4 separate regions of the Homo sapiens genome follow, and all the other regions are linked to region 4. A link is an interaction called in ENCODE POLR2A ChIA-PET data of the cell type or tissue named here. Cell type or tissue: GM12878. All regions are shown on one strand.

What was found. ChIA-PET counts read pairs that join two places held together with the same protein. Peaks named below come from ENCODE experiments on the same cell type or tissue, not always from the same donor. Only the 100,000 strongest peaks of a DNase experiment are listed, where the experiment ranks them.
Region 1: POLR2A ChIA-PET joins it to region 4 with 12 read pairs; 21 of 35 experiments call an interaction of 5 or more read pairs at or near these places.
Region 2: POLR2A ChIA-PET joins it to region 4 with 14 read pairs; 14 of 35 experiments call an interaction of 5 or more read pairs at or near these places.
Region 3: POLR2A ChIA-PET joins it to region 4 with 10 read pairs; 18 of 35 experiments call an interaction of 5 or more read pairs at or near these places.

The regions. Positions count from the first base shown.
Region 1 is chr14:24,144,427-24,149,426 of GRCh38, forward strand. PSME2 (proteasome activator subunit 2) reads right to left here and starts at 2,184. Exons shown (of 11, transcript NM_002818.3): 1 at 2,108-2,184; 2 at 1,782-1,814; 3 at 1,284-1,346; 4 at 953-1,039; 5 at 817-847; 6 at 632-729; 7 at 1-42. The coding sequence starts at 2,155. It overlaps RNF31 (ring finger protein 31), which reads left to right and starts at 3,072. Exons shown (of 21, transcript NM_017999.5): 1 at 3,072-3,464; 2 at 3,550-3,696; 3 at 3,832-3,987; 4 at 4,216-4,275; 5 at 4,375-4,450; 6 at 4,980-5,000. The coding sequence starts at 3,273. RefSeq lists silencers at 2,230-2,289, 2,990-3,079, 3,110-3,339 and enhancers at 2,600-2,669, 2,807-3,307, 2,854-3,148. In GM12878, no CTCF peak of the experiment used is centred here; DNase peaks (open chromatin) are centred at 2,385 and 2,995; H3K4me3 peaks cover 5,000 bases; H3K27ac peaks cover 3,579 bases.
Region 2 is chr14:24,159,207-24,164,206 of GRCh38, forward strand. It overlaps RNF31 (ring finger protein 31), which reads left to right. Exons shown (of 21, transcript NM_017999.5): 19 at 658-754; 20 at 1,033-1,201; 21 at 1,314-1,449. The coding sequence ends at 1,367. IRF9 (interferon regulatory factor 9) reads left to right here and starts at 2,059. Exons shown (of 9, transcript NM_006084.5): 1 at 2,059-2,132; 2 at 2,938-3,118; 3 at 3,760-3,943; 4 at 4,172-4,302; 5 at 4,672-4,753; 6 at 4,857-4,928. The coding sequence starts at 2,939. RefSeq lists enhancers at 1,786-2,175, 3,165-3,224. In GM12878, a CTCF peak has its summit at 1,961 (motif pointing left); DNase peaks (open chromatin) are centred at 1,975 and 2,385; H3K4me3 peaks cover 2,973 bases; H3K27ac peaks cover 3,798 bases.
Region 3 is chr14:24,329,597-24,334,596 of GRCh38, forward strand. It overlaps ADCY4 (adenylate cyclase 4), which reads right to left. Exons shown (of 25, transcript NM_001198568.2): 1 at 4,898-5,000; 2 at 3,195-3,392; 3 at 2,926-3,087; 4 at 2,192-2,341; 5 at 1,612-1,760; 6 at 1,422-1,533; 7 at 572-699; 8 at 264-422. Among named protein-coding and RNA genes, the nearest start is that of ADCY4, 3.0 kb to the right of the region's middle. RefSeq lists silencers at 4,112-4,211, 4,872-5,000. In GM12878, CTCF peaks have their summits at 2,747 (motif pointing left) and 4,191 (motif pointing right); a DNase peak (open chromatin) is centred at 2,735; H3K4me3 peaks cover 940 bases.
Region 4 is chr14:24,240,355-24,245,354 of GRCh38, forward strand. It overlaps TINF2 (TERF1 interacting nuclear factor 2), which reads right to left and starts at 2,269. Exons shown (of 9, transcript NM_001099274.3): 1 at 1,787-2,269; 2 at 1,536-1,640; 3 at 1,321-1,422; 4 at 850-957; 5 at 666-762; 6 at 65-521. The coding sequence starts at 1,978. RefSeq lists enhancers at 508-1,037, 1,698-1,917, 1,988-2,247, 2,418-2,717 and a silencer at 2,909-3,203. In GM12878, CTCF peaks have their summits at 1,958 and 2,705 (motif pointing right); DNase peaks (open chromatin) are centred at 2,327 and 2,697; H3K4me3 peaks cover 3,388 bases; H3K27ac peaks cover 2,354 bases.

The sequences.
Region 1 (5,000 bases), 96 kb before region 4:
ATCTTCAATCTTGGGGATCAGGTGTTGGATCCATGTAATCACCTGTGTTAAGAGGTATCATGTAAGAATCATTCAACAAACATACTGAGTTCTTCCTATTACTGTCACTTCCTAAAAAAAGTTATATTTAATTGGGTACTTATTACATACCAGGTACTGTGCCATGTATTTATTTCATGTAATCATCACAGCAACCTTCAGAGATATGTATTTATTGTACCCATTTAACAGATGAAAAAACTGAGTCACAGAATGTCTAAGTGACTTACTTAAGGCTACCAGCTAGGTAACTGATAGAATCACGATTTGAACCTAAGCAGTCTCTCTCTAGGGTCCAATCTTTTAAAACAATTCACTCACTATATCATACCACCTCTACTATGAACCCAATACAGCAGTAGGTTCTGAGGTTACAGAGTGGATACTGCACAGTCTCTAATTTTGGGGGTACCGTTGTGATAAGAGAGGTCTAACAGAACGAGGAGAACAAAGGGGATCTAAGCCCAAGGCACAGAAGGAAGTTTTCTTTTTCAGGACTAGGTCTCTGTATGAAGGACTTGTATCTACGGAGGAGTCCAGGGCCTCACCTTGTGTGTCTTCTCTTTCTGCTTCCCCCATTTCCCAGGCTTACCAGAATGCATTTCTCTTTGAGAGTCCAGACTTCTGGCTTAACCAGGGCAAGCAGGGACAGGACTTTCTCATTCCCAGGGAGAAATCCACACTTATGGACTGTGAGAAAGAGGGGATTCAGGCCCTTTCTCATCCAGTAGTCAGTGTGCCATCACCCCTTCCCTAGTCACCTCTTATCTCTCTTACCTTCTTTCTTCTCCTGCTTATCTGTTTCCATCTAAGGCAAAAAGGGGGGAAAGTAGCTTTAGAAAAGTCACAGAGGTTGAAGGGCTATCTTCTCCATTGGGTTTATAGTCCAAGTCCTGCACCCTGAGTGCCTCACCTCATCATCCTTGGGTGGAGGGTCTGGGATGGGGATGTCCAGTGGGGCCCGGAGGGAAGTCAAGTCAGCCACATTGAGGGAGTCCTCCTGCACAGAGCTCACTGTCAAGGGCTGCCCAACCTCTTCCCTTCATCCTAGGTCACAGCCTTCCCTCCATACATCCCACTTGCACTCTGCCTCCCAACCTAGGCTCATGCCTCACGCCATCCTAATGTTCCTAATCCACTATTTGAAACTATTCTCTGCATGCTGAATCCAGTTGTTAGCTAGAGAGGGTGGGCAAAGGGGATAGAGGACATAGGATGGGGCAGAAGGGGCCCACACTACTCACTTGCAAGAGCTGATTCAGGTATATGATTTTCTGTGGCAAGAATCTGTAGAGGAATTCCTCAGCCTGTGGGTTACATTGCAAGGGAGGGGAATCACAGAATATGCTCAATGAGATGTCTGACAAATGGAACTGGAAGGGCCTTTGGAAATCACTGGGTCCAAGACTTGCAAATGAGGAAACTGAAGACCTGAAAATGAAAGGACTTGCCCAAGCTGGTAAATGGCAGAACGAAGGTTAGGACTGTGATATTCCTGCTTTGGAAGCCATGGTTTTTTTCCTCCACATCAAAAGACGGGAGAAGTGCCAGAAGTCGGGAGAGTCATAAGAAAGGTCAGATTAAAGGTAGCTATCAATAATTCCGGGGTTACTTTGGGTGAAGGCTTGGTAAGGGAAGTAGGGTTAAGTCTAGGGTGACTTGGGGGGGTCATTCTGAGAGGCTGTTATCCTCAAGTATTGGTCCAAGATTCTGGGTCAAATCGCTCAAATCCAGAGACTTACCTCCTGGAAAAGATTCTGTCTGAAGACCTCCACCTACACAGAGAGCAGTACCCGGATGTTGGTTAAGGGTCTGGGTTGTCAAAAGCTTCCACCCACAACAGGGTGCCCTCGAACTGTGGCTCAGGCCTTTCTCACCACAAACTAGCTTTCCCTGGAAGCTCCTGCTCACTGCAGTCAGAAGGCAGGAATCTGGGAATCCCCGAGAAGTGAAGGCACTAGCGAGATTGGGGGAGTTCTCTGGCACTGCTTGGTCCCCTGAACCACCCAGCTTGGCCTCCACCCAAGAGGGTTCTATGACCCCTTCCTGGCCTCCGATTCCCCATTACCTGTTTGCGGGCTTCCCCGCTCAGGCGCACCCCACACGGCTTGGCCATGCTGCTTCAGTCGCTAGATCTCTGGTCTCCCGGCTAGTCGCCCGGGCTTTCGCTTTCACTCCCCAGGTCCAGGCCCGCCCCCCTCAACCCCGCCCCCTTTCTTCTTTCCGCCCCCCTCCTCCCGCTGGCAGGCCGCAAGCAGTAGGTAGCCCCTCAGCCATTCCCAGCCAGTTGCCACTAGGAGAGGCGGTGCTGGCTGGGTCACAGTCCAGGGGCTGCCCGAGGGAGGGGCTAGGGTAAGTGGGACCGCGGAGACTGGAGCGGGGGCTGTCCCTCGGAGAGGGGCGGGGCTTATAGCTAGGGCCAACTGGAAGTCCAGGGTTGGGGTAAGAGAGGTGGGAGTATGGCAAAGGGGGTATTCAGTGGCGGGGCTCCCCCAAGAAGGCTCGACCGCAAGTAGCGGACGGAGAGAGATCAGAGCGAGTGGGAGGGGCAGCCAGAGGGAGCGCCTGGGGTGGAGAAGGACTAGCAGCTCTTAGAAGAGAGCGGGCAGGGGTTGGGTGAGGGTCTTCCCTCTGCCTTCAGGACAGACCGGAGATGGGGCGGGACTCGCTCGAGAGGGGTTAGGGCCGGCCAGAGTCGGTTCCCCTGCAGGGTGGGACTTCCTCGGTGAGGCCCGGAGCGTACCGGACTGGTCCAGCTAGAAAAAGAAAGGTTTTGAGCTGAATAGGATAACCCCGCGCCTGCGGCTATCCGGAAGGGGTGGAACCAGATTGGGGGAAGGCGGGGAAGAGCGCTTGACTGAGGGAAGATGCTGGCGCGCTCTGAGGGAGGAGCCAGGAGCCATTTGCCTTCTCATTGGTTGGGACCTGGCCCTCCCTCTTGGCCGCGCCCCCTGGTTTCCTGACACCGCTCCAACCTTAACCTTAAGCCCCGCCCGTTCCTCCGAAATTGGGTCGCAGTCCCACCCTCTCTCCTAGTACTTCCTGTTCTCGGCTAACCCTGGCGCTGGGCCGGGGGCTGGAGAGTGACCGTGGTCTGAGTGACCTGGGGCGGCTGCGTGGGCCGGGGTGGGCCTCAAAGCCGGGCACCAGACGGGAGGGGCGGCGCTCGGGCCGCGCGCTGCCCGCGCCGGGTCCTGGCGGGCGGCGAGGCTGGGGCTGACTCCTGCCTCAGGATGCCGGGGGAGGAAGAGGAGCGGGCCTTCCTGGTGGCCCGCGAGGAGCTGGCGAGCGCCCTGAGGAGGGATTCCGGGCAGGCGTTTTCCCTGGAGCAGCTCCGGCCGCTACTAGCCAGCTCTCTGCCGCTAGCCGCCCGCTACCTGCAGCTGGACGCCGCACGCCTTGTCCGCTGCAACGCTCATGGGGAGGTGAGGCCCGGCCCCGCTTGGAAGGGGGACACCAGGGCCTGAGGCCCAGGCCACGCTCACACCTCTCTGCTCTCCTTGCTCCCAGCCCCGAAACTACCTCAACACCCTGTCCACGGCTCTGAACATCCTGGAGAAATACGGCCGCAACCTTCTCAGCCCTCAGCGGCCTCGGTACTGGCGTGGTGTCAAGTTTAATAACCCTGTCTTTCGCAGCACGGTGGATGCTGTGCAGGTGAATCCCCTGGCCTTATGGGAGAGGGGGCTGGGGTTTGGCTAGAAAAGGCCTGAGGTTGTGCTGAATGGGAAGGGGTCCAGCCCTACTAGGCAGGAAACCTCCTGGGTGGTGACTCGTTTGAATGTGTGGCAGGGGGGCCGAGATGTGCTGCGATTATATGGCTACACAGAGGAGCAACCAGATGGGTTGAGCTTCCCCGAAGGGCAGGAGGAGCCAGATGAGCACCAGGTTGCTACAGTCACACTGGAAGTACTGCTGCTTCGGACAGAGCTCAGCCTGCTATTGCAGGTGAGATGCTCCTCTAGTCTTGATGGACTTATGCACCAGGGCTGGGGAGCCCAGCCTAACTCAAGTAAGTTTGAGGACCCCCGTGCTGCTGAACTATGGGCATAGTTCAGCATTCTGGGAGCTCCGGGTACTGATTTTCCTTCTGTGAATGTTAAGGGACCAGGGCTTAGAGGGAGGGCTTTGTTCTAGGGGTCTAGCTGGAAACCGTTTTTATCTGTATTATTGCAGAATACTCATCCAAGACAGCAGGCACTGGAGCAGCTGTTGGAAGACAAGGTTGAAGATGATGTAAGGAAGGCAGGAAAGGGGCTGGTGTACAAAGGAAACAGGAATTGTGAGACTCTGTGTCCCTAAACCCTTATTCATTCCCTGCCCTTTCTTTTTCAGATGCTGCAGCTTTCAGAATTTGACCCCCTATTGAGAGAGATTGCTCCTGGCCCCCTCACCACACCCTCTGTCCCAGGTATTATTGGTCCTAAATTGGGGACCAGGTAGGAAGCTATATTGATGGAAATTTGGGATGCTCCTCTGTCTTCTTGGTTATCTTCCTTTGTGTTTGTTTGTTTTGAGACGGAGTTTTGCTCTTGTTGCCCAGGCTGGAGTGCAATGGTGCGATCTCCGCTCACCGCAACCTCCACCTCCCGGGTTCAAGCGATTCTCCTGCCTCAGCCTCCCGAGTAGCTGGGATTACAGGCATGCGCCACCGCGCTCGGCTAATTTTGTATTTTTGGTAGAGATGGGGTTTCTCCATGTTGGTCAGGCTGGTCTGGAACTCCTGACCTCAAGTGATCCACCCACCTCAGCCTCCCAAAGTGCTAAGATTACCTGCATGAGCCACCACGCCCGGCCTCTTTGTTTTTTAAAAGAGATTAAAATTGTTTCCTTGGGTCCAGATGTTTAAAAAGTAGTCTTGTGATTTGCCCCCATCCACAGCAGATTCAGATGTAGCCTGGTCTTTTTTGGAAAGATGTTCCATCTCTCCTGCCCTCCAGGCTCCACTCCTGGTCCCTGCT
Region 2 (5,000 bases), 81 kb before region 4:
TGTGGTGGCAGGCACCTGTAATCCCACCTACTCGGGTGGCTGAGGCAGGAGAATCACTTGAACCCGGGAGGTGGAGATTGCAGTGAGCCAAGATTGCGCCATTGCACTCCAGTCCAGCCTGGGCAACAAGAGTGAAACTCCATCTCAAAAAAAAAAAAAAAAAAAACCAGAGGTAGCCAATAGCCAGGAGTGGTGGTGGCTCACACCCATAATCCCAGCACTTTGGGAGGCTAAGGCAAGAGGATTACTTGAGCCCAGGAGTTTGAGACCAGCCCAAACAACATAGTGAGACCCTGTCTCTATTTAAAAAATAAAAATAAAAAAAAGAGGTAAGATCTTCCGATAATAAGTTAACTAGTCAAGAGATAAATAACAACCAAAAAAAAAAAAAAAAAAAAAACACTATCTCAAGAGGGTATGTGTTTATGAGCCAAAAGCCAGCTTGGATAAAAGTAGGGACAAGGTCCCTGCCTCTGTATCAGATGGTCTGCCGTTGACGGCACCTCTGAGTACCCACCAGCACCACTGGGAAAGCAGGAGTTGCTGTGCTCGGTCCCTTCCTTGGAGGCTGCCTTCCCTGCCTTGTGGATATCCCAGTTCTGGAGCTTTGTGGTCATTGGCCTCCCAACAGAGGCTCCCTTCTTCCCTCACCTTTAGGCGGCTGCCGAGTGATAGAGCAGAAGGAGGTTCCCAATGGGCTCAGGGACGAAGCTTGTGGCAAGGAAACTCCAGCTGGCTATGCCGGCCTGTGCCAGTGAGTGCCAGCAGGACATGGGCATGGTGTTGGGCAGTGGGTAGAAGTGGTGAGGGCATGCCCAGGCAGTAAAATGGGTCCTTGGGAGCAGTAGGTCTTGCAGTGGGTGGGAGGGAGGAGGCTTTCTGGGCAAGGGCATGGGTAGATAGTAGCAGGCAGTGTGGGCACAGGTGGGTTGTTAATCTTGTTCGTCCAGGTGTCTCAGAGTCCAGCTATGTTAGACACACTCAGTTAATATTAGCCAACACAACAAATATTCTGCTCCCTTTTCTCCCCAGGGCACACTACAAAGAGTATCTTGTGAGCCTCATCAATGCCCACTCGCTGGACCCAGCCACCTTGTATGAGGTGGAAGAGCTGGAGACGGCCACTGAGCGCTACCTGCACGTACGCCCCCAGCCTTTGGCTGGAGAGGATCCCCCTGCTTACCAGGCCCGCTTGTTACAGGTATAGCCTCCACCCAGCCTCATCTCTTAACCCACCCTACAGAAGTCACCTGGTGCTGACTGTGTCTGAGCTCCAGGCTTCCAATATCATTACCTTCTCTCTCCTTCTGCAGAAGCTGACAGAAGAGGTACCCTTGGGACAGAGTATCCCCCGCAGGCGGAAGTAGCTGAGGGCAAGGGTCCCGATGAGGGTCCCATGGCCTGCTCCCTCAGGAACAGCTCCAGCACCAATAAAGAGGCATCTTACCACCCAGGCTTCTTGGTGGTCCTTCTTCCTGGTGCCACCATCTAGGGGCACCAGGGAAAGAGCGGGGTGAACAGAGCTTTGCTGAAAAGGGCCCCCTGCAACCTAGTGCCTGACCCTCCCTGGACTCAGGACCAGGAAGGAGTTGACACCCTGGATGGTCAAGGGAGGCCCTCCCCATCCAGCAGCCTGGCCTGGGCTTCCTCCCTCCCTGCCTCCTTTTTTCCTTTCATAGAATTTGACTGGTATTTGAAGTCACCCAATATGTATCAGGTGGGCACTGTGGGGGAATGCAGATGCACAGGTGTACACAGCAGTCCAGAGGTCCCAGGCCTGACTCCAGGAAACTGGCCTCCCTGGGGAAGCCACGGTGTCACCCAGAGGTCAGATAGAAGCAAGAGTATCTGAGGGAGGCAGGGGAATGAGCCAGGCTGGAGCTGAGCCAGCAGGGCAGGGCCCCCCTGCTGCGACAGTGGCATCCTGATAGTGAGATGCTCAGATGCTGCTGCCCTCTAGTGGCCGCCAGTTCCCTGCAACTCAGACCACGTGATTTCTGGGAAAAGGCCCTCCCTGGAGGAGAACTGAAACTTAGGGTGGGGACTGTAGAAAGGGGCGGAGAGATCAGCCGCCCAGCCAGGAGTTAAGCTGAGGTCGTCTGAGCCCTGCGACAGCCTGGACAGCAACTCAGGTAAGATCAGCCAAGGATGGGAGTCAGCCTGGGATCTAGGGCTAGAAAGTCCAGCCAGATTGAGGGCAGGGGGTCCTAGGGGTCGCTCTGTTAGACTGAGGGATAGACAGAAGATCTCTTAAGTCAGGAAGTGGGAGATTCAGCCTGAGAGTGAGACTGACAAGGGCCAGCTCCCCAGACCCTTGTAGGCAAAGGTCAGGAGGACCTACTGCTGGATTGTTCAAGGAAGAAGGCTCCTGGCCCCAGCCTCAGTGGACCATTTGTTTCCTTGCCATCTGGCCCTGCCCACTTCTGCTGCAGCTCCAACCCCACCCCTACTTCCTGCCCCACCTACTCCTGGGGCCGGCAGGGGGTGGGGGTCAGGCTAGGTTGTGTAGGCTGTGGGGCGGTGGGTGAAGAGCCTGATGGATCTCAGCAGAACCTACCTCTGCTGATGCTCGGGAATCTAGACAGGGCCTGTCACCAGGAACGATCACCAAAGGAATTCTTTTGTAAACAATACATCTCTGAAAAGTCCTAAAATTAAGACCAGTGCCCAAGGTTTCCTTCCAGGTATCACAGCTTAGAGTGCTAAAAACAATGTTTTGGGGGGTTTTGTTGTTGTTGTTGTTGTTTGTCACTGCTAGTGATGGCAGAAAGGAAACAATTCTGTCCCATAGAGTGTTGAAATGTGTTTGGAGCTAAAAGAAGATGGATGGGATCTCTGGGACCTGTTGCCAGAATCTAGTCTCAATGGCCAGGGTCTCAGGAGATGTTCCCTCCCAAAGTGTCAGTTCTGATGCATCCTGCTCCTATTATCCCCCAGGATGGCATCAGGCAGGGCACGCTGCACCCGAAAACTCCGGAACTGGGTGGTGGAGCAAGTGGAGAGTGGGCAGTTTCCCGGAGTGTGCTGGGATGATACAGCTAAGACCATGTTCCGGATTCCCTGGAAACATGCAGGCAAGCAGGACTTCCGGGAGGACCAGGATGCTGCCTTCTTCAAGGTGAAAGGGCCTGGAAACCACTGTTCCTCTGTGTGTGGGATGGTGTATACACACTGGTACACTCATCCTCGAGCACTTGCGTCTGCCTGGGTTTCAGATAAGGGACAGATTGGAGAGGAAAACTAGCTGCATCATTTGCAGAGTCCAGTACAAAATGAAAATGTGGAGGCCTTGTTCAAAAATTTTAGGGATATTGGCCAGGCACGGTGGCTCACGCCTGTAATCCCAGCACTTCGGGAGGCCAAGGTGGGTGGATCACGAGGTCAAGAGATCAAGACCAGCCTGGCCAACATGGTGAAACCCTGTCTCTACTAAAAATACAAAACTTAGCTGGGCCTAGCGGTGCATGCCTGTAGTCCCAGCTACTCGGGAGACTGAGGCAGGAGAATCGCTTGAACCAGGGAGGTGGAGTTGTAGTGAGTCGAGATCGCACCACTGCACTCCAGCCTGGTGACAGAGTGAGACTCTGTCTCAAAAAAAAAAAAAAAAAATTTCCAAGGATTTCAAGATGGCAACGCAGAGCACAGACCCTGCATAATCCCTTCTGAGCTCAGAGCTGCACGCCTGTAAAGCCAGTCCTATTGGAGGGGCAGGTGGAGCCTGTAACACACTGCCTCTTCTTCCCTTGCTTTCTTTCCTAGGCCTGGGCAATATTTAAGGGAAAGTATAAGGAGGGGGACACAGGAGGTCCAGCTGTCTGGAAGACTCGCCTGCGCTGTGCACTCAACAAGAGTTCTGAATTTAAGGAGGTTCCTGAGAGGGGCCGCATGGATGTTGCTGAGCCCTACAAGGTGTATCAGTTGCTGCCACCAGGAATCGTCTCTGGTGAGTTTCCCCTTGTCCAACCACTGCTAGACTCAGCAGACTGGGGAGGAAGGATAGATGTGCAGGCTTCCCCCAGGCTTATAGCTCTGCCCTGTCCATGCCCTTGGGGGGCTGCAACCCAGGTTTCCCTTCCTAGACCTGCCCATCCTTCACTGCCTCAGACCTCTCCTTCACCCTCTGTCCTTGCTCAAGACCCTGACCTTTCTCTGTCCCTCAACAATTCCACAGGCCAGCCAGGGACTCAGAAAGTACCATCAAAGCGACAGCACAGTTCTGTGTCCTCTGAGAGGAAGGAGGAAGAGGATGCCATGCAGAACTGCACACTCAGTCCCTCTGTGCTCCAGGACTCCCTCAATAATGTAAGAGATGGAGAGGGAACTGGGTGGGCCTAAGGGCAGGACAGTAACCAGAGGGAGAGGTGGGCCAATGAAAGACACTGTGTCTTGGGAGGCCGAGGCTGGCAGATCACGTGAGGTCAGAAGTTCGAAACCAGCCTCGACCAACATGGTGAGAACCCGTCTCTACTAAAAATACAAAAATTAGCTGTGCGTTGTGGCATCTGCCTGTAATCCCAGCTACTCAGGAGGCCGAGGCAGGAGAATCGCTTGAACCGGGGGGCGGAGATAGCAGTGAGCCGAGATCGCGCCACTGCACTCCAGCCTGGGCAACAAGAGTGAAACTCTGTCTCAAAAAAAGAGAAAAAAAATAAAAAGACACTGTGTCCGCAGGAGGAGGAGGGGGCCAGTGGGGGAGCAGTCCATTCAGACATTGGGAGCAGCAGCAGCAGCAGCAGCCCTGAGCCACAGGAAGGTACCACCTGCCCTGCCTCTTGTGTCGTCCCCCATGCCACACCCTCTGGCCCAAGACTCCCCAGTCCCACTCTGAATGACCAGTGCCTTTGCTTCCCTTCCAGTTACAGACACAACTGAGGCCCCCTTTCAAGGGGATCAGAGGTCCCTGGAGTTTCTGCTTCCTCCAGAGCCAGGTACGTGGCATTTCTGACTTTCTCCTGTGCCCTGTGCCCCTGAGGTCTTCCACCTTTGACTATGCATGCATT
Region 3 (5,000 bases), 89 kb after region 4:
ATCACCCCCATGGCTCCTAGAACTGACAAACATCTCATGTCTTTTAAAGATCGTTCCTGGATGTCTGACTTCAAGAAAGAGCCTGTGTTACAGGAGGTGCCTCCCAGCTCCCCTCCCTGCACCCTAGGATCTCCCAAGCCCCATATGGGACTTATCTTAAGGTACTCATCTTGTGCTTATCTTAAGGAACTAATGAAAGGATGGCAGCCTGTGGTAGGCCTGGTTGGCCTTCTGCTGTAGCTGCCTAGGGCCCTAGGTCTCACCCTGGTACACCGCCTGCCTCCATGTGGTTAGCCAGTGTGACATCATGTGACCAAACGTCGTACTGCCACTTCTGCAGCCCGATGACTCCACACAGTACGCTGCCTGAGTGCACGCCCACACGCATGTTGATGTCCACGCCAGTGGCTGCCCGCAGTTTCCTGAGCAGTGTGTGTGTGGGACAATCTGAGTCCTACCCTCAGCCCTGCCTGTGAGACACCCCAGATTCTCACAAAGAGGACTTCTGTCAGCTGCCTGCTGCCCCCCACATCCACCCTCAGCATTCCTCTTGACCACCGCCTGAGCTGACCTGATGGCCCGGCACATGTCCAGGCCCATGCGCACGCAGTTGATGGCATGGTCTGGCAGTGAGAGTGGCAGCCCAGAGACACAGTAGTAACAGTCCCCCAGGATCTTGATCCGCATGCATTCATGCTCCTGGGAGTGTGTATGTGGGTGTGCAGAGGAACCTGGTTAGAGGTCAGAAGGGTAGGAGGGAGTTGGGAAAAGTGGGCAGCGAGCGGGGTATTCCTGAAGAACTTCCAAGGTGGGGTAGTGTCTAGATCAGATCTAGGGACTCCTTTCACTTGATATGGGGCTAACTGTCTTTCATACAGATCTCTTTCTCAGAAGAGTTTCCCCAAGGGCTGGATGGCTGTGGCTCTTTCCACTTTTGGCATGTTGAAGGGGGTACCCAGAGTTGAGTACGTGGTAGTGGTCTCAGGATTGAGAGGTTGGGGGGAATCCAAGAATTGGTTGCTTGGAGGCATCCCTGGAGTCTAAGCAGGTTGCTGGGCTGAGGTTGCATAGGGCAGAAATTTCTCTTGGAAGGGCCTCCTAAGGTTAGAATATCAGAACGTCTCTATAGATTTGGTTGTAGTGTCCAGAGACACATATGTGGGGGCTCTGAGCATGTTTGGGGCATTGTACTTGGGACATCTGTGGCGATATTGAGGGATCTCTGTAGGTTTGAGGTGTGTGGTGAGCAGCTTCATGACTGGGAATGTTTGAGAGGGTTTCCTCCTTCCACTGGAATATCTGGGGGCCTGCATGCACTGAAGTGGGCCTGGGATCTTATAAGGTGGGAGTTTCCCTTGGAAGGGGCTACCCAGGATGGGATGTTTGAGGGTCCCTGGGTGGGGAGGGAAGTCTTCTCTGACCTTGGCAATCTGGTCGAACTTGCCAAAGAGCTCATTGAGCATGAGCACCAGCTCCTTAGGGGAACACTCGCTGGCCAGCCGCGTGAAGCCCACGATGTCAGCATACAGCACGCTGCATAGGGCAGACTGTGTCAGCAGGGCCAGGGTCTTAGCCCACAGGCCCCTCCCCTCCAGCCATTCTTCCTCATACCTGACTCCCTGGTGCCTCTTGACATAGAGGCTGTGGAAATTGTTAGTGCTCTCTGGCCGTGACCCCTGTCCTGCCTGCAGCCGTGCCATGATCTCTGCCTTCATCTCTCGGGCCAGGTAGGCAGGAAGGATGGACAAGAGAAGGTGTTCCTGGAAGAGGTCACCATGAACACCAACTCTTCTGCACCCTAAAGCCAGGAGGCCCTGTCCCCCAAATCACTCAGGAGCCCACACTGCCCATCCTAGGTGCTCCCCAGGGTGCTCCCCCAGGTCCTCCCGCTGCACACAGCAGGGCCCCAGCACTCCATCCTACACTGATCACCTTTAGTGACTAAACTCCCAGTATCAACACCTGAATGGGAGTTCACTTAATATCATAATGCTCTAAAGTGCTTTTTATAAGCTTTGGTTTGTTTGAGCCTCACAACCTTCTAAGATGGGCAATACCCACATTTTATACAAAAGAGGAAACAGGTCAAGAAACCTGCCCAGAGTCACTCAACTTGTGGAGGAGCCCCGTTATGTAATCTAAGCAACTCCTCCCTCGGAGCGCTGCTCTGACCTTCCTAGGCCCGGCTGACCTGGTGCTTCTTCTCGGTGTCCAGCCGCCGGCGTGAGTGCAGGGAGCTGAGTGCCTCCCGGAACGTGGCCCGCAGGGCGCGCTCCATCAGCGCCTTGTGGTACACTCCTGCCACGTTCCCGCACAGGAACAGCACTGCGTTTGCTGCCAACTGTGGGTGAAGGCCAGCCTCAGAGGGCGCGGGACCCGGGTGCTTGTCGTGTGTAGTTGGAGTTGGTCTCAAAGACTGGCTGGGGAAGACTGGGCTTTACAGTGAGGGACCTAACTATTGTGGGACAAGTGGTGCCACACTGTGGCATCCCTAGGGACGTTTCCCTTCCCAGATGCTCCCTCCTCCAGACTCTCGGCTGCTTCACCAACACGACCTCTTAGGTCTGGAAACGTTTGCAGGTAGGTTTCTTGTGCTTGGAATACCACTCCACTGTCGCTACCCACTCCCATCGCACAAAACTTTTTTTTTTTTTTTTTCATTCTCTGTCAAGGTTTCATTAACCACATCTGTTGTCCCCGGGGTAAACCACGACACGACTCCCTTCCGTGTGGCCTGGATCCCTCTTCTGGTAACAGCAGGCATTGCATCACACTGTTGTACCAGCTCTGCGAAAGCACGGTTGGGTATCCTGCGCCCAGCGTTGCACCTTGACTTGGAGTCACAGCTCAACAACCCCCTAAAAGGAGCCTACTAGCACGTGGCAGAGCCGTCCTGAGCGCAGCCTGTGCTACTTGCGTGCTCACCTGCGGCAGCAGTGCAGGCCGTGAGTCCGGCTGTGGCCCAAGATACAGCCCGAGGACCAGCAGATGCGAGAGTGAGGAGGCGAGGCCCGCGACGGCGGCGTCCCGCATGCCCAAGGGCAGCATGGCATACGCCGTGAAGATGACGAAGAGAAAATAGGACACCTGGGGGCGGGGCGCGGGAAGCCGAAGGCCCAAGTGGGGCTATTCAAGGCCTGGTGAGGGATCGAAGCCCGGGCCGTCCCCGCTGCCCCGCCTGCCGCCCCTCTCACCTGGTCCCAGGCGCTCACCACGCCCCCGGTGAACAGGAAGGCGTGGCCTAGCGCTAGCAGCGCGACCCATACCAAGCCGGACAGGGGACGCGTCCAGCGCTGCAGTCGCTGCTCCCGGGAAGCGAGGCCCAGCAGCAGCGAGAAGCCGCCCAGCGCGCACAGCACAGTGGTCAGGAAGCTCGGGTCTGAGGTCAGCTCCTGTGGGCAGGGGTGTGTGAGGCAAGATTGTGACAGGGAGAAGGAACGAACCTGATAAAGGAAAAGCCAGCAGCCCAGCCCCTCAGCCCAGTTCTGAAAGGTGTCTCAAGCCTAAGTACGAAAAGGAGGCAAGGCACCTCCGCTTGCCATTCACTTTAGGTTGAACCATTTGAAATTGCTTGTGTCCTACTGCTTTTATCTAGACTCAGCAGTCTCGTATGGTTTTTGTTGGTTGGTTGGTTTGTTTTTTGAGACAGAGTCTTGCTCTGTCGCCCAGGCTGGAGTTCAGTGGCGCGATCTCGGCTTACTGCAACCTCTGCCTCCCGGGTTCAAGTGATTCTCATGCCTCAGCCTCCCGAGTAGCTGGGATTACAGGCTCCCGCCACCACGCCCAGCTAATTTTTTTTTTTTTGTATTTTTAGTAGAAGACAGGGTCTCGCCAAGTTGCCCAGGCTGGTCTCGAGCTCCTGGGCTCAAACGATCTCCCGCCTTGGCCTCCCAAAGTGCTGGGATTACAGGCGTGAGCCACAGCGCCCAGCCTCCTGTTGTCCAACCTATTATCTTGCTGGGACAGCTACCCAGAAGATCTGGCTCCCATCCCCTATTTGTTTCTGAGCCTCAGTTTTCTTATCTGTCAAACGGGAACCAAAGCGTCATGAAGCAAGTGAAAGATAGATCCAAGCTCACAAGGAGGCACTTCGGAATGAATGTCTCCAAATCTGGCCAATTTGCTCGGGAGATTCCCGGAGCCGGGGACCGCGGCCGGCAGCTTGAAGGGCGGCGCGAGGCAGCGCTCGAGCAGCAGGGGGCGCCAGGACCCGCGGCGTCCCGCACCTCCCTGGCCACCAGGGCTGCGATCTCGCCACCTGCCTCAACTCCAAGCAGAAGCTGCACAGCCGTCCCAGCATTTTGTCCCCACCTCTTCCCGGATTTAGGCGTGGACCAGCAAGGATTGGCCGCGCCCGGTGATTTTCCCACCTTGCCTCCAAGCAGTGAAAAGAAAACCAGGGGCAGGCCATTTCTAGAATTGGATTGAAGACCTTCTTCCTCCCCAAACAGAAACTGGACATGGGTTTACTTTGGGACTCAGTGAGAGCCCGGTGGAGGGTGCCTTCTGGGAGTCTGTGGGTACAACTGCTCTACATCCCCTAAGAGGGAGAGAAAGGCAGGAAATGAATTCCCCAGGGGCCTCCTAGAATTTCCCCTTTGGAAAACTGGAAAATCCGGTGATGGATTTATTGTAGAACCCGTAGACCACGGATGTTCATAAAGTCTGTCAGAACCCGGACAGAAACGAGAAGCATCCAGGACTCAGCTTTCTCCCTGAGCAGACCCAGAAGGGTAGAGTGACTTGCCCAGGGTCACTGCAGTTCCTAGCCAGGCTCAATGGTCCTTTCTTTCTCTGCTCCCAGCAACGAAAACACATCGAAAAGAAGACCCCACAAACCCCAACCCCGAAAATGCTCCCCAGGTAGAGACCCTCCCGCAGCAGAGGCTCGGCTCACCCTGCCGCTGGCCCAGGCCACTGCGAGCAGCGCCGCGAGCGCACAGAGCACGATCCCCAGCAGCAGCAGCAGCAGCGGGTACTGCTGGCTCAGGCTGTAGTAG
Region 4 (5,000 bases):
ATAGGATGAAGGGAAGGCAGGCAAAGAATGTGCTCCTAGTAAGAAGCAACTCTGTTCCACTCACTCCTTTTGCTCTGTGGCAGGCAAGTCAACTGGGTTCTCCTTCAGAGCCCTTCCCCCCAGGGTCTGGCATGGACTCTTAGACTTCCCAGTGGAGGCTGCTCTTGTGCCCATGGCTAGGTCTGCTGTGTATATCGCATGTTCTTCCTTGCTCTCAGGCTTAGATATGACCTGGGTTGGTGAGCCGAGATTCCTAAAGGGAAACAGCATGACTGTGGGGCGCTCCTTATGGCCTCCCCTAGTGGAGGCCCATTGGGACTGAACTCTTCGTCGGCCTAGAGGGGCCAGATTGAAGTGTCGGCCAGCTAGAGGTTCTGGGTGCGTCCTTGAAGATGGTCCCTGAGGAAGATGTGTGCCAGGCTTGGCTTTTGGCAGGGGATTGTGGAGTGCTAGTCTTTGTTGCTGAGGAGGATTCTGTTCCATGGGCTCAGCCAGGTTCACTGAGTCAGTAACAGAGCACTCTGAAAAAGAAAATGAGGCCCCTTATAAAGAGAACAGATAGTAACAGAATAACTGGTTTCTTATGCCCGGAGCCCATGGAACTATTCCAGTGGACTGCCTCAAAAGGTCTCAGGCTAAACACTACACCTCCAAATTCCTAGTACCTGGAAGCAGCCACCCCATGTCCACACCATATTGTCTCCAGGCAAGAGAAGAGGTGATAGAGACTCCAGGCTGCATCCAACTCAGCACATCCTGAAGCTGTGGGCAGGGACAGAGGTATGAAGACCACAATCCTTGAAACAGCCACCCCACACTCTGCCCTTACATGTTTTGCCCCAGCGAAACCTGCTGTGCCTGCGGTGTAGGCAGTGCTTTCTCCAGCTGACACAAGTACTCAAAAAGCAGCTTTTCCATGGCAGCCAGAAAGGGTTCCCCATACTCTTGTTCAAGTTCCTACAGCAGGGGAGATTAGGTCAAAAGTGGGTTAGTGGCCAGGCACGGTGGCTCACGCCTGTAATCCTGGCCATTTGGGAGGCCGAGGTGGGCGGATCACTTGAGGTCAGGAGTTCGAGACCAGCCTGGCCAACATGGTGAAACCCCATCTCTACTAAAATACAAAAATTAGCTGGGCATTTGTAATCCCAGCTACTCGGGAGGCTGAGGCAGGAGAATCGCTTGAACCCGGGAGGCAGAGGTTGCAGTGAGCCGAGATTGTGCCACTGCACTCCAGCCTGGGCGACAGAGCAAGATTCCTCAAAAAAAAAAAAAAATGGGTTAGAGAAAATAGCCACATAATAGCCTTCAAACCAGTCTCACCTGCAGCTTCGAGGCCAAATCCACAGGAGCCTCTGACAGCTGCTTCACCTGCTGGTAAAAAGTTTCCTGTGCCTCCAAAATCTTCCTCAGATCCTGCTTTGTCTGTTGAGGATACAGAAGACAGAGAAGTTAGCACCAACATCCAGTAGACAGGAGGAGCAACTTTGCTGCACCAAGTGTAACTGGGGTCAGGGCTTGTTCCGGGGATTACTCACAGCCTTGGGATCCCGCACTATAGGTCCAGATTCTGGAAAGTGGTGATTCAGGGCTTTCAGGACTTGGGCCCAAGGCCGGCCCTGCAGGATCAGCTCCACCACCACCTGTACGGTACTGAATTCAGAATCCCCACTTCGGGGCAAGCTGACCTTTTCCAACTAGTCTCATCCCCAAGCTGTGGGCCCTTGTCAGGTGCTCGCATCCCGCCCCTTTCTTTCTTTCCCCTTCCAGGTCCTACTTGCTCCAATACCTTGGCCTTTAGGCCCATACAAAGGCGTTCGTGGTGCCGGTAGCGAACCAAGCCAGGGGCAACAGCGCGCAGAGATCGCAGAAACTCCAGTACTCGCGGAAAATGTTCCACGCAGCGTCCGCGCACAACCTGCCAGCTAGCCGCGGCGGCGAAGCGTAGAGCTGCGGGACCCGCCACCAGGGGCGTAGCCATGGTCGGCGGGCTCCGCCCGGAGGCGGTCCCTCCGGGTTCCTCACCCGGATGGGTGAGGCTTTCCGATCACTCCTAGGGGCGGGGCTTCTGGCAACTCCCTGTCGCTCCGGTCTGTCGGCTCTGGGTACCTCGCGATCTGACTCGGCTCCCTTCCATCGGCCCCCAGAATTCTGGGGGAGGGGGTCTTCTGGCTCGGGCTGGAGGAGCCTGAGTGGAGAAGCTGACCGTCTCCAGTGGCACTGGGTCGCTCAGCTTTAAACGTCGCCGCTGTCTCGAGCCCGAGGGTGCCTCACTTCCGGCTCCGCTACTAGCTTCCCTTGCCCCGGAAAAGGGCGGTAAGAGGGAGCCAATGGGCGGCCACAGAGGGAACCGTGACGGTGCGTCAGAAGGCCACGCCCCAGCGGAGCTGTAGCTGCCCGCTTCCTGCACTCTCTGCCGGCTGACATGAGTTGGCGGCTGAGGCTGTCGTGGCCGCTGAGGCTGTTGTGGCCGTTCGTCTGGGTCCTCCCAGCCTTGCTTTCTTCGCGGAGCCTGCGGAGAAGCCCCGTCACTCCCGTGAGGCTCGACTTCCTAGTCTGTAAAACGAGGATCATGCCACCGCCCTTTCCCACTGTCTTCACCCATCGAAATTTAGTTCTTTAAATTCCAGACCCGAGCCGGCGTCTACAAAGCCTTCCCCTCTGCGCGCGTCGCTTCCAGTAGGAATTCGACTGTTCCTTTTATAAAACAGAAGAGGGCGCCCGCCCTTAAAAAATAAAATACAGGCTGGGCGTGGTGGCTTGTGTCTAATCCCAGCGCTTTGAGAGGCCGAGGCAGGAGGGTCACTTGAGCCCAGGAGCTCCAGACAAGCCTGGGCGACATGGTGAAACCCCTTCTCTGCTAAAAGTACAAAAATTAGCTGGGCGTGGTGGCAGGCGCCTGTAATCCCAGCTACTCGGGAGGCCGAGGCAGGAGAATCGCTTGAACCCAGTAGACGGGAGGTGGCAGTGAGCCGCGATCTTGCCTCTGCATTCCAGCCTGGGCGACAGAGGGAGAATCTCTCTCAAAGAAAAAAAAAAAAAAAAAAAGAGGAAGAAGAAGAAATAGAATACAGGCTGGGGGCACGGTGACTCACACCTGTAATCCCAGCACTCTGAGAGGCCGAGAGGGGAGGATCGATCCGCTTGAGCCCAGGAGTTCCAGACCAGACTGGATCACATGGCGATAACCTGTCTCTACTGAAAATCAAAAAAACTAGCCGGGCGTAGTGGCACGCCTGTAGTCCCAGCTACTCAGGAGGCTGAGTTGGGAGGATTGTTTGAGCCAGGGAGGTTGAGGCTTCAGTGACTGCACTCCAGCCTGAGTGATAGAGTGAGACGGGGTCTCACACACACACACAAATTAGTTTCTTGTTTTAGGATTCTGTTGTGCACTGAACTTGTCAGCCCCCTAATGTAATTGACTGCTCTCCTTGACTGTCTCTTCCACAGGCTTCCTGGTGCCTCTCATTTCCATCAGCAAGCACAGAACCTAACACACAGCTTACACTCCTTAATTGTTGGCTGGATTAGTTGCCTGCCTTGACCACCTTACAAGGATTTAGTGAAACTGCTCCGTCTTTAGCCCATGTCTTCCATTCCCAGAGATAATGGTTCACACATCCTTGTCTCCGCCCCGGATCAGTCTCAGCTGATCCGCACATTCGACTGCCCAAGAAACACCCAGTCCCAAAGTACCCCAAATTGGATATGTGTGAAATTCTAGTTATCTTCCTTTTTCCCTTTATTTATTCCTTCTCTAATGTTCTTTCTTTCTTATGTAGATATGAACTTCTGTTGTTTTACTTTTTTTTTTTTTTGAGACGGAGTCTCGCTCTGTCGCCCAGGCTGAAGTGCAGTGGCGCGATCTCAGCTCACTGCAAGCTCCGCCTCCTGGGTTCACGCCATTCTCCTGCCTCAGCCTCCCGAGTAGCTGGGACTACAGGCGCCCACCACCGCGCCCGGCTTTTTTGTATTTTTAGTAGAGACGGGGTTTCACCGTGGTCTGGATCTCCTGACCTCGTGATCCGCTCGCCTCGGCCTCCCAAAGTGCTGGGATTACAAGGCGTGAGCCACCGCGCTCGGCTCTTTTTTTTTTTTTGAGGTGGGGAGACAGTCTCGCTCTGTTGCTCAGGGTGGAGTGCAGTGATCTTGGCTCACTGCAACCTCTGCCTCCTGGGCTTAAGTGATCCTCCTGCCTCAGCCTCCAAAGTAACTGGGGCTACAGGCATGCACCACCATGCCTGGCTCATTTTTTTCTATTTTTTGTAGAGACAAGTCTTTGTTGCCCAGGCTGGTCTCGAATTCCTGGACTCAAGCGATCTTCCCACCTCGGCTTCCGAAAGTGTTGGGATCGCAGGCGTGAGCCACTGCACGCAGTCCCTGGCTAATTTTTTAAAAAATCTTTTTTGGTGGGTGTGGTGGCTCATGCCTGTAATCCCAGAACTTTGGGAGGCTGAAGTGGGAGGATCACTTGAGGCCAGGAGTTTGAGACCAGCCTGGGCAATACAGTGAGACCCTGACTCTACAAAAAAAAAAAAAAAGAAAAATATGTTTTGTAGAGAAGGGGTGTCTCTCTGTGTTGCCCAGCCCAGTCTATCTTCATTTTTTGTTTTTTGTATTTATCCTGCTTGCTGCTCTCTGAGCTTCCTGGATCTGTGTTTTGTGTCTGTCATTAATTTGGGGGAAATTCTCAGTCATTATTGCCACATTTCTTATGTTCCTTTATTTTCTTCTCTGCCATTCTGATTATGTGTATGCTACAGCTTCTATAATTGTCCTACAATTCTTGGATATTCTGTTCTTTTTCATTTTTTTTTCTCATTGCATTTCAGCTTTGGAAATTTCTGTTGACATTTCTTCAAGCGCACCATGTTCTTTGGCCATGTCCAGTCTATTGATGAGCCCATCACAGACATTCATCATTTCTGTTACAGTGGGTTTTTTTTGTTTTTTGAGACAATGTCTTGCTTTGTTGCTCAGGCTGGAATGCAGTGGCTCAATAT